3 separate regions of the Homo sapiens genome follow, and regions 1 and 3 are each linked to region 2. A link is a contact called in ENCODE Hi-C data. All regions are on one chromosome and are shown on one strand. Each heading gives the region's core, a stretch centred on a gene start or an enhancer-like site at or near the end of the contact. The rest is flanking DNA. Distances are from core to core; before and after follow the strand shown.

Region 1 (3,529 bases), core at 680-3,179, 1.4 Mb before region 2:
CATCTCTCTCCAGATGCCATCTCTCTCCAGTCCCTTACTCTGCTTTAGTTTTCTTAACAACACTTAGTATTATCTGGCTTTATATATATTTGTTTTAATTTTTGATAGTCTGTCTTCCCTAATAGAATATAAACTCCCTGAAGATAGAAGTTTTCTGCTTTCATCACTAATGCTGAAAACAATGCCTGTCGCATAGTAGGTGCTCACTAAGTACGTGTTGAATGCCTGACCTTGGGAAATTTAAGCTTTCTGGCCCCATTTTCATCACCTGAAAAATGAGGAAAATAATTGTATCTAATTCATATGGCAGATGTGAATGTCAAATAAGATATTGAGTCTAGTAAGATATTATGGCAATAGTGTTGGCTATTATTTTGTAATTATCATTAAGTAACATAAATAATTTAAATATCTTGTAAGCAACAAATACATATATGAATGCAATGTAAGGTAGAATTTTTGCTATATGCTTTTTACAATGGTTGATTTCAGAGGTATAACTTGTAATATGTAGTTACTGATTACTAAGTTGGAGGAAGTAGTTATAAATGCATGAAAAGTTAAATGCCATCACTATTTAAATAACCCATCCAGATAAAATAGAAAGTCGCAAGGCATAATTTGTTGCCTAATGGATTTGCGGCTGCTGATGATGATTGCTGTAGTTGTTGAGCAATTTTGTTTTTTTTTAAAGCAGGGTGACCTGAAAATGCTTTGTAGAGGACATGGGTTTGGGCCGCCCCTTGAAATGCTGGGGAGGATTTGACTCCTTTACTGTCGAGGAGGGGGAAGGGCATTGCCACAGTTGGGACAGTGGCACAAACTCAAAAGGAAGGAAGAACTAGGTAATTTGAAAAACAGAATAAACCAATTTGGCTGGAAAGTGAGGTCTTGTGAGAAAGCAGATTGAGAGCAACACAAAAAACAGGGTAGGAACTAGAGAAAATGGCTTCAGGTTAAAGGAACTGCTAGGGCAGTAGGAAACCCTTCCTTAGATTGGGTAAGCAAGGAAGGAAATGCCTCTGGGCAATTAGGAAAGAAGGTAAATCATCAAGGGCTTGTTCCTGCCAGGTTGAGTTCCCTCTTCCCTTACACGCAAGCAGCTCTAAGCGAAACCTCTGCCTTTCCTACAGCGGATGGGTGTGCTGTGTCCTGAGACAGACAGCAGTAGGAAGACCAGCTCTCCGGTTCCTGGGACATAGAAACCAATTTTGAACTCTTTTCACACACAACAATTTTCACTCTAGTTTTTAGGTGACTGATTACAAGGCAAGTGACAATTTTCACTCTGGCTCCTTATTTAAAAAAGAAAGAAAATAATAGAGAAACTTGGAAATTAAAGATCCATCCATGAACATAGTAATTTACATTGTAACTGCATATTAAGAAATGTTCAGCTTTTTTTTTTAAGCAGAAGTTACTGTATTGTGTCAGATTAGTCATATAAACCCACATTCTCATTATTGTGTAAAAGGAAGTCATGTATTATATGAGAAGGGGCCAAAGTCGTCTGTGAACTGATCAGGTATTTAAAAAGAGAGGTTATCTAGTTAACCTTGAGATAAAATTTGTTTGAAATTATACAGTTTTATGTAAAATTACAGTAATTTAAAAGGGTGCTATCACACGCGCCTTCAGTTTATTGTTATTGCCAAGTTACAAAATGATGCTACACTTTGCAGGGTTAGAATAGATTTCAGAGCAATTTGTAGTAATTAAGAATAACCTTGTAAAAGTAAAAGAAGCAAAATAAAACAAAATAAAATGAAATATAGACAGGAGCCATGACAGATGTTACAGAATAGGGAAGGGATGTGAAGACAATAGGTGCCGTTGTCATTACCGCAGCCCTGGCAACACACGTCACAGATTAAATAATGAATGCCAGTTGGTGGGCACAGAGAGGAAAGAACAGAGAGCCCATTGTTTCAGCTTGTCCATCTAATTTCAAACCAATTGCTTAAGTAAAGTCTTCTGTCTTGGTTAGAGCCAATGGCAAATTAAAGAGCTGAAATATTGCAAATCTTGTAATTCACTCTGGATCACCAATCAGAACTAAATAAAAGAGCTTTGAGCAAGGAAACAAATTCTTAGCCTTACCTGTAAATAGAAGCCTGGAGAGAAGTGCAACTCATCATTTGGGTGGGCACCCACTGTGCCCACCTCTTGCGATCAGGTTCTAGCTAGTGTGGTATGAGGGAGGGGCTCTTCATCTTACTCTTCTGTGCCCATGACTACAGCTCCATAGAGTGGGGTGACAGGTACCACCGTCCGCTGCAGCACTGGCGCAGTGCTGAGGCCCAGGAAGGAGTGTCTTCTTAGATGGCAGCTTCAAGGCACGTTTGGGTTCCTGCCTTTTCCTACTCTGAATAGATGTGATGAACTAACAGGCTAATACATGTGAAAGCCCTTTGTTTACGCAAATGAAGGGGTTACTGTTTTTATTATTTTAGGGTGTGGAGTCACGTGGTAGAAAGAACACAAAGTCAGAAGTCCTGCGTTTGCATCCTAGCTTTGAAAGCTGTCTCCATCTCATACTAGGGTCCCCCTTTTCGCAGAGCTATTTTTAAGTGTTTTCCTGTGGCTTTTTCTTTCCCCTTTTATTTTAATTAATTAATTAATTTTTTTTGTTTACTTATTTTGAGACAGAGTGTCCCTCTGTCATCCAGGCTGGAGTGCAGTGGCATAGTCTCTGCTCACTGCAACCTCTGCCTCCTGGGTTCAAGCAATTGTCCTGCCTCAGCCTCCTGAATAGCTGGGATTACAGATGTGTGCCACCACGCCCGGCTAATTTTTGTATTTTTAGTAGAGACGGGGTTTCACCATGTCGGCCAGGCTGGTCTTGAACCCCTGACCTCAGGTGATCCGCCCCTCTCAGCCTCCCAAAGTGCTGGGATCACAGACGTGAGCCACTGCGCTGGGCTCTTTCCCTCTTTAAATCAGATGTTCTTTACTTTTACTTGTGCCATGGGGACCTCTTTGACATTCTAATTAAGCTAATGAACCACTCTACAGAATATTTATTCTGTAAAATTAAACACATAAAATTAAAATGCATAGGATTACAAAGGAAACCAATTATACTGACATAAAGTTATCAATATGCAAAGAAGTAAATATGTCATATTGTAATACATGTCCTTTATTAAAATGCATTACTTACCAGTATCTAGTGGCAGGTCTAATAACTACTGTAATTTTGAAATAGTGATGAGTGGAAATGATACTTTGAGATATTGCAATAACTAATGTGATATGAAAAATCCTTGATGTCTAAGAAAATATCTTTGACGTCAAAGAAAATATCTTTGATGACAAGTTACAGAAGGAAATGATAATTTTAGTTAGAAGTTAGTAAAAATAAAAATAAAATTTTTTATCAACAGCCTGAATTCTGTCTGACACCCTTAGCCTTGCCTTAAATTTCACTCTTTCTTCTCATGCTGTACATTTTCCAGGGACAAACTCTGTGTCCCACTGTCCCCCAGCTGCAGCTGCTCCTTCAGTGTCAGTGACTCCTAAATGTGCA
Region 2 (3,193 bases), core at 589-3,088:
AGGATAGCGTAAGGCAAACCAGGCAAGCACTGCCCGCAGCTATTGTGTGCCAGAGGCCATGCCAGGTCCAGAAGAGGAAGCAAAGAGAATAACAGGACGCCATCTCTATCTTCAAGGAATTTAAAACGTAGTGGGAGAACTTCACTCACGAACAATCAACAAAAAACAAGATAAAATGTGCCTTTGTGAGGATAAGAGCCAAGTACTAGGCAGCAAGGAGAAAGGAGGGATTCAGATTCCGACTGCGAGGACCGGAAATAGGGCGTGCTTGGAGGAGGCTTAAGGGGCGAGCACAGTCTTATCTGACTGGCGGCTTCAGGGACAGGTTTCTCCCCATCTTGAGGAAACCGGGAAAATCCTTTAAGTGAGCACAATCCACGAAGGCTGGGGGACAGAAGCCCACCTTGTAGGGACATGCCTTGGGGGTAGAGCAGAGATTCCAGCAGAAAACCAAGGGGGTGCCCGCGACCTCGCCATTGCCCAACCCATTGGTTTAAATCTGAATTGAGGCTGTCGCCCAAAATGTTTCCACAGGACACATGTGAAAATGTGGCCCCTGGCCGGCGCTAGGCTGTCAATTTTTACCTCCCCTTCCCAATCTGAGACACGCTGGAGGGGTGGCGGCGAGCGACCCTCGGCGGCGCGCTCCGTATCTCCCCAGTGGAGTCCGCCCTCCGAGGAGCGCCCGCTCGTCCCTATCCAACCCAGCGGCGCGGAGCGGGAGCCGGCGTCACCGCAGCCCCGCAGTCTGACGCGCCCACAGCAGGGGCGGGGGTAGCGGGGGCAGCGGAGATGGCCCTGGGCACGTGCGGGAATCAACGTGACATTTCCCAAACCAGGCAGCCCAGAGAGCCCTGGACGTGAATTGCTCAGCGGCTGCGCGGACGGAGCTAGGAGGGCTCTAACCTGGCCGGGGGCGCTTCGCCCATCCCATGAGGACCGAGAAACTCAGCCTGAGCCGGTTCGATTCTCCTGTCAGCTTGTGTTACACGCTCCTTCTCACCTCTGCGGGCGGAACCTAACGCGAAGGCTCGGCGCCCCGGGGGAGGCCGGGCGGGAGCGGGAAGCACTTCGGGAAGCGGACGGTGGAAGGATGCGGGCTGGGACCGCAGTAATTAACACGGACTCAGTTCCTATTAGGTGTTCCGGTTTGTTCATTCTCAAAGGGACCCGGCCAGTGTTACCACCGGCCACATTGCCACTATTATCTCAAATTCCAGATAAGAATACTGCGGCCTAGAGAAGTTAAGTTCGGGGCTGCCTAATTCTTTTACAACAAGGTGGGACTAGGGATGTCAAAAACGTACCCAAAGGTCTTCAAGCCCCCAAAATGTCTCTGTGACGCCGTCTAATATCCCGCTCTCTACCCAGAGGATAAGGATTTGGGAGCCGCCGCCAAGCTCGGGTCCTTACCCGGCAGGATGAGGATGTCCACCAGGGGCTTGCAGTGGTACAGCCCCGTGGCCATGACGCAGTCGGCCCACAGCCCCTTGGAGCCCAGCTCATCCAGCTTGCGGCAGGTGGGGATGGTGTAGCCGCAGGTCACCACCCAGTCATTGGTGGAGGTGGTCACGATGACCCCGATCCAGCCCACGAAGCTCGTGACGAAGCCCACCACCTGCAGGCACGTGGCCACCATGGTGGCCGCCAGGATGTCCCCGTGCCTCGCCCCTCACGGCTGTGCCTGGGCCTGGGCTGGACAGTGCCTGCCCAGGTACGTCTCCCACGCTCGCGAGCCGCTGGAGGGCGACGGCCCGAGGCGGGACACTGGAGGTGGAGGTGGGCGCCGGAGGCTGCGAGCTCAGCGGCGAAGGGCGCACGGCGGGGACAGCAGCGCTGCTGGGCAGCGCGCCCCCGCCCCCTCTTTAAGCCCCGCGGCTCCGGCCGGCGAGCACCAATCGGCGGCAGCCCCGGGGCGCGCCGGCCAATCGCGGGGCGGGGCCGGGAGGGAAGCGTGAAGGGGAGCAGAGTAACCCCAGGGGGGCCATTGGGCCGCCCCACCCCGTCCGCAGCGCAGTCCGGCGATGCAAAGTAAAACAATTCCATCCAGGTCCAGAGAAACGGAGAGCGCAAAGAGGGCGTGCGTTTGTCGAGAGTTCTGTTTTCCTGCGACTGGTTTCTCTTCTTATAGCCCCTCTCTCATCTCAGTCTCTGGGTGTCCATTCCGCTCCGACCCTCCTCAGCTCCTCCCTGCTCGCTCCTTCTTCCCTGCTGCGAGCACTCCAAGGGCGCTCGGTACAGTCCCCCGACGACCCAGGATTGTGACAGACTGAAAAGTGCAGTAGGGACAAACGCGAGGCATTCAGTACACACAGTTACTAGAAGAAAGAAAACGATGCTTTTCAGTGGTTGAACATCATCAGCGGCAAACGTGGCCATAATAATCAACAATAGCAACTCACATTTATCGAGCTGTGTTATATATTATGCAGATGCATTTTACATGCATTAGCTCATTTAATCCTCATAACAGCCTTTGAGGTAGGAACAATTGTCAATGACACATACTAGGCCGGGAGTGGTGGCTCACACCTGTAATCCCAGAACTTTGGGAGGCCAAGGTGGGCGGATCACCTAAGGTCAGGAGTTCGAGACCAGCCTGACCAACATGGTGAAACTCCATCTCTACAGAAAATACAAAAATGAGCCGGGCATGGTGGCGCATGCCTGTAACCCCAGCTGCTTGGGAGGCTGAGGCAGGAGAATAACTTGAAGGAGGTTGCAGTGCGCCAAGATCGTGCCACTGCACTCCAGCCTGGGCAACTGAGTGAGACAACGTCTCAAAAGCAAACAACAACAACAACAACAAATTACACGCACTAGCCATAGAGAAACAGCACAAGAAGGTTGAGTTGCCCAAGTTCACGCAGCTAGGAAGGGGTAGATACCATGGGCCCATCTCATCCCTTTCACGAACTGTTTCTAGGAAACTGTCCTGATCAGTCTGAAAATTCCTAAGGGGTTCATGTGTCCCATTTTAGACGCATTAAAAGCTACAGCAGACTTCTCTGGCTCACTGTAAATAAATTAATATCTGTACCCCACTGAGAAAACTGCCTAGCCCAGAATGAGCGCTCTGATAGTGTAAAGCTATCATCATCACCATCAACATCATTAAGCCACCATGCATACAAATAGGCCGCATTATTTGCACCTTTTTATTCAGATAGGGAAGTCTTCCTTGAGCTGCATT
Region 3 (3,511 bases), core at 629-3,128, 1.9 Mb before region 2:
CTACTCGGGAGGCTGAGGCAGGAGAATCCCTTGAACCTGGGAGGCAGAGGTTGCGGTGAGCCAAGATCATGCCATTGCACTCCAGCCTGGGCAACAAGAGCGAAACTCCAACTCAAAAAATAAATAAATAAAAATAAAATGATAAGATGGGTTTTAAAGATATTTTTACCCTTTCAAAAAGACATGATAAAACAAGTATGTCATCACCTGGTTTGTATTGTTTTGTGAAAGGAAAATATGGGGGTGGGGGGGGGGACATAAAAATAGCCCCACTTTTTAAAGCGTAGGGCAATGCCACCTTGTGGAGAAACGTTAGCAGTATAGCTATGTTCTCATAGCCAGCATCGATAATAAGGGTTTTAAAAAATATGTTAAAAATTATCATTTCCCTCAAATAGTCACACACTGCACTTGATAATTTGGCAACTATTTATTGAGTGATTGCTATGTGCCAAATAATAGCATTTGGTCCCTGACTTAGAGAAGAATGTGTGGAATCAGAAGACAATCTTATCTTCCAAAACGCACACTTGTCATACTAGAAAATACAGTGCTGCAGAATATCGTTTTGATCTCTTAGTGATCGTAAAGTCATATTCACTTTTTTGGCTACTACACATAGTCCTATAGTAACATTAATGGTGGCTGTTAATGACCAAAGACAGCCCAGGTAGGGAGGGGGTGGGTCATGGAAGAGAAAATTACAAGCAAGTGAGGAAAAATAAATGGGCAGAAGAGCAAAGGAAAGTGAAGAGCAAAGAGACTGCTCGAAAGGAAAAAGGTATGGAGTGCAGGTAAGTGACAGGTGCACTCCAGCACCTGGTGTGTCTCTTCCCAGGCAAGGGCATTTGGCCATGCTGTAAATGCAATTTATTACAGCACATGATGACAATTTTTGTGCTCACAAGTTGGTTTTAAAATTAAAGCATGGGCCAGGCGCAGTGGCTCATGCCTGTAATCACAGCACTTTGGGAGGCCGAGGCAGGTGGATCACGAGGTCAGGAGATTGAGACCAGCCTGGCCAACATGGTGAAACCCCCGTCTCAACTAAAAATACAAAAAAAAAAAAAAAAAAAAAAAAAAAATTAGCCGGGCATAGTGGCACACGCCTATAGTCCCAGCTACTCGGGAGGCTGAGGCAGGAGAACTGCTTAAACCCGGGAGGCAGAGGTTGCAGTGAGCCGAGATCGTGCCACTGCACTCCAGCCTGAGTGACATAGAGACTCCATCTCAAATAAATAAATAAAGCATGTTGTACACTTTATAAATGTTACTTTCAAAATGTAAAGTGCTGTGAACTTCATTTTTTAACCTGTAGAGTCAATCTGACATGGTAAATGGTGAAATAGAAAACAGTTTCATTTTTAAGCAGTTCAGGTAGCAAAATGACTGACTCACCCTGAATTTATACTGTGTGCTTCTTTTGAGATTTTTCACAGTACAGGTTAAATCCTCTCCAGTGTATTTTGGGTGGAAAAGGTTATCCTGAAAAGGCAAAGCCAGGAAGAAACATCAGTATAAAAAATTCTGGGCATTAAATACCTTTGAATACAGGATTTTTATACTGCCTTTCCCTACCATCACCAGCAACTGGCCAGAGGTCTGGCAGCTACCGCAAAAGAGAAAAATCAGAAGCCCAGAGTATTGTGGATAGCACTTGAGCTTTAAATAAAAATTTATCTCCATCACACTGTAATTTCTCCTGGGTCTGGTCAAATTTATTGTGACAAAGGAGTTAAGCAACTTTTGAAAATACATTTAACATTTTTAATGTTGTCATGAAAAAAGCCCTTTGCACCGAGGTCTTTACTATCAAACTGCAATGTGCTATGCAGTAAAGTGTGGCTGAGCTTCCTGACCACACAGTGCCCTCTTCTGGCCATGGGAGAAAGGACAGCTTAGATGGGAAAGGGCACAATCCTTTAGGAGGGCAAACATTCCACTAAAAGTTGAACTCAGGGAACTCATTCAATAGTTCTATCTCTATCATTCTATCATTCACTCATCAAAATACTACTTAGTACCTTCTCTGTGTTGGGCTGTCCTCTAGGCTCTAAGGATTCAGCACTGCCCAAGAACAGAAAAGGCCTTGCCCACAAGAAGCTCACATTCCAGTGGGAGAAGACAATACAGAAAAGCTGCTATGTATGTCACATGGTGTTAAGTGCTATGACAAAAACTAAAGCTAGGTAGGAGGATACAGTGGTGGAACTGGTGAGGGCTTTCTACAGCTGCTGGAGGTAAATATGGTAGCCATATGTGGCTCTTTGAATTTAAGTTTATTACAATTAAAAACTCAGTACTGGCTGAGCTTGGTGGCTCACAACTGTAATCCCAGCACTTTGGGAGGCTGAGGTGGGCAGATCACCTGAGGTTGGGAGTTCGAGACCAGCCTGACCAACATGGAGAAACCCCGTCTCTACTAAAAATACAAAATTAGCCAGGCGTGGAGCTGCGTGCCTATAATCCCAGCTACTCGGGAGGCTGAGGCAGGAGAATCACTTGAACCTGGGAGGCAGAGGTTGCAGAGGGCCAAGATTGCACCACCGCACTCCAGCCTGGACAACAAGGCGAAACTACATCTCAAAACAAACAAACAAGCACAAACCCTCCATACTATAGGCCAACATGCATATGTCAGGTGCTCGAGAGTTGTATGTGTATAGGTGCCACCATACTGGATGGCACAAATTATAAAATATTTCCATCACTGCAGAAAGTTCTATTGGGTGGTGCTGTTCTACAGTGTGATCAGGGAAGGACTGCCCAAAGAAATGACATATGAGAACAGACTTGAAGAAAATGAGGGAAGGGAGTCAAAGACATCTGGAAGGGCATTCTGGCCAGAAGGCAGAACTGAAAAGGCTTTGAGGCCACAGCACACACGGTGTGTTTAAAGAACTGACTAGAGGCTGGCTGGGTGCGGTGGCTCACACCTGTAATCCCAGCACTTTGGGAGGCTGAGGAGGGCAGATCATGAGGTTAGGAGATGGAGACCATCCTGGCTAACATGGTGAAACCCCATCTCTACTAAAAATACAAAAAAAAATTAGCCGGGTGTGGTGGCGGGCGCCTGTAGTCCCAGCTACTTGGGAAACTGAGGCAGAAGAATGGCATGAACTTGGGAGGCGGAGCTTGAGGTGAGCCAACATCGCGCCACTGCACTCCAGCCTGGGTGACAGAGCAAGACTCCATCTCAAAAACAAAACAAAACAAAAAGAACAGACTAGAGGCTAATAAGACTACAGTGAGTGGAAGCAACGAGGACAGTAATGGAGAGCCCAATCACACAGGACCTTGTGGGCATTGTAAGAGCTCTAGGGATTTTACTCTGAAAAAGAGGGGAAGGCACTGAGACAGGAAGGATTCTGAGCAGGGTGCTGACATGATCTATTTGTATTTTACAAGATGATGTTCTCCACCCAGGCTCTGTATGGAGAACAGACTGAAGCCTAGTAAGGATGAAGTTAGGAATATTAAGAGGCTATAATCCAATAACAATATTATGTTA

The links. A loop is a pair of places that touch in the nucleus more often than their neighbours do. Pooled maps may share reads with other maps.
Region 1: a map of CD4-positive, alpha-beta T cell shows a loop between it and region 2 (7-fold over the local background). The contact joins the enhancer-like site here to the promoter of CLDN11 in region 2. A Hi-C loop is called at or near these places in 5 of 168 maps with a recorded cell type or tissue (CD4-positive, alpha-beta T cell, CD4-positive, alpha-beta memory T cell, CD8-positive, alpha-beta T cell and 1 more) and 9 of 50 pooled maps.
Region 3: a map of CD8-positive, alpha-beta T cell shows a loop between it and region 2 (5-fold over the local background). The contact joins the enhancer-like site here to the promoter of CLDN11 in region 2. A Hi-C loop is called at or near these places in 2 of 168 maps with a recorded cell type or tissue (CD4-positive, alpha-beta T cell and CD8-positive, alpha-beta T cell) and 4 of 50 pooled maps.

The regions. Positions count from the first base shown.
Region 1 is chr3:171,774,956-171,778,484 of GRCh38, reverse strand. The region is part of intron 1 of PLD1 (phospholipase D1); the gene reads left to right. Among named protein-coding and RNA genes, the nearest start is that of PLD1, 34 kb to the left of the region's middle. Within about 2 kb of position 1,929, at least 5 of the 41 ENCODE cell types and tissues checked have a DNase peak (open chromatin) inside an H3K27ac peak, as active enhancers do.
Region 2 is chr3:170,417,513-170,420,705 of GRCh38, reverse strand. It overlaps CLDN11 (claudin 11), which reads right to left and starts at 1,838. Exons shown (of 3, transcript NM_005602.6): 1 at 1,414-1,838. The coding sequence starts at 1,639. RefSeq lists an enhancer at 1,138-2,090.
Region 3 is chr3:172,331,063-172,334,573 of GRCh38, reverse strand. FNDC3B (fibronectin type III domain containing 3B) reads right to left here. Exons shown (of 26, transcript NM_022763.4): 14 at 1,399-1,485. Among named protein-coding and RNA genes, the nearest start is that of GHSR, 120 kb to the left of the region's middle. Within about 2 kb of position 1,878, at least 7 of the 41 ENCODE cell types and tissues checked have a DNase peak (open chromatin) inside an H3K27ac peak, as active enhancers do.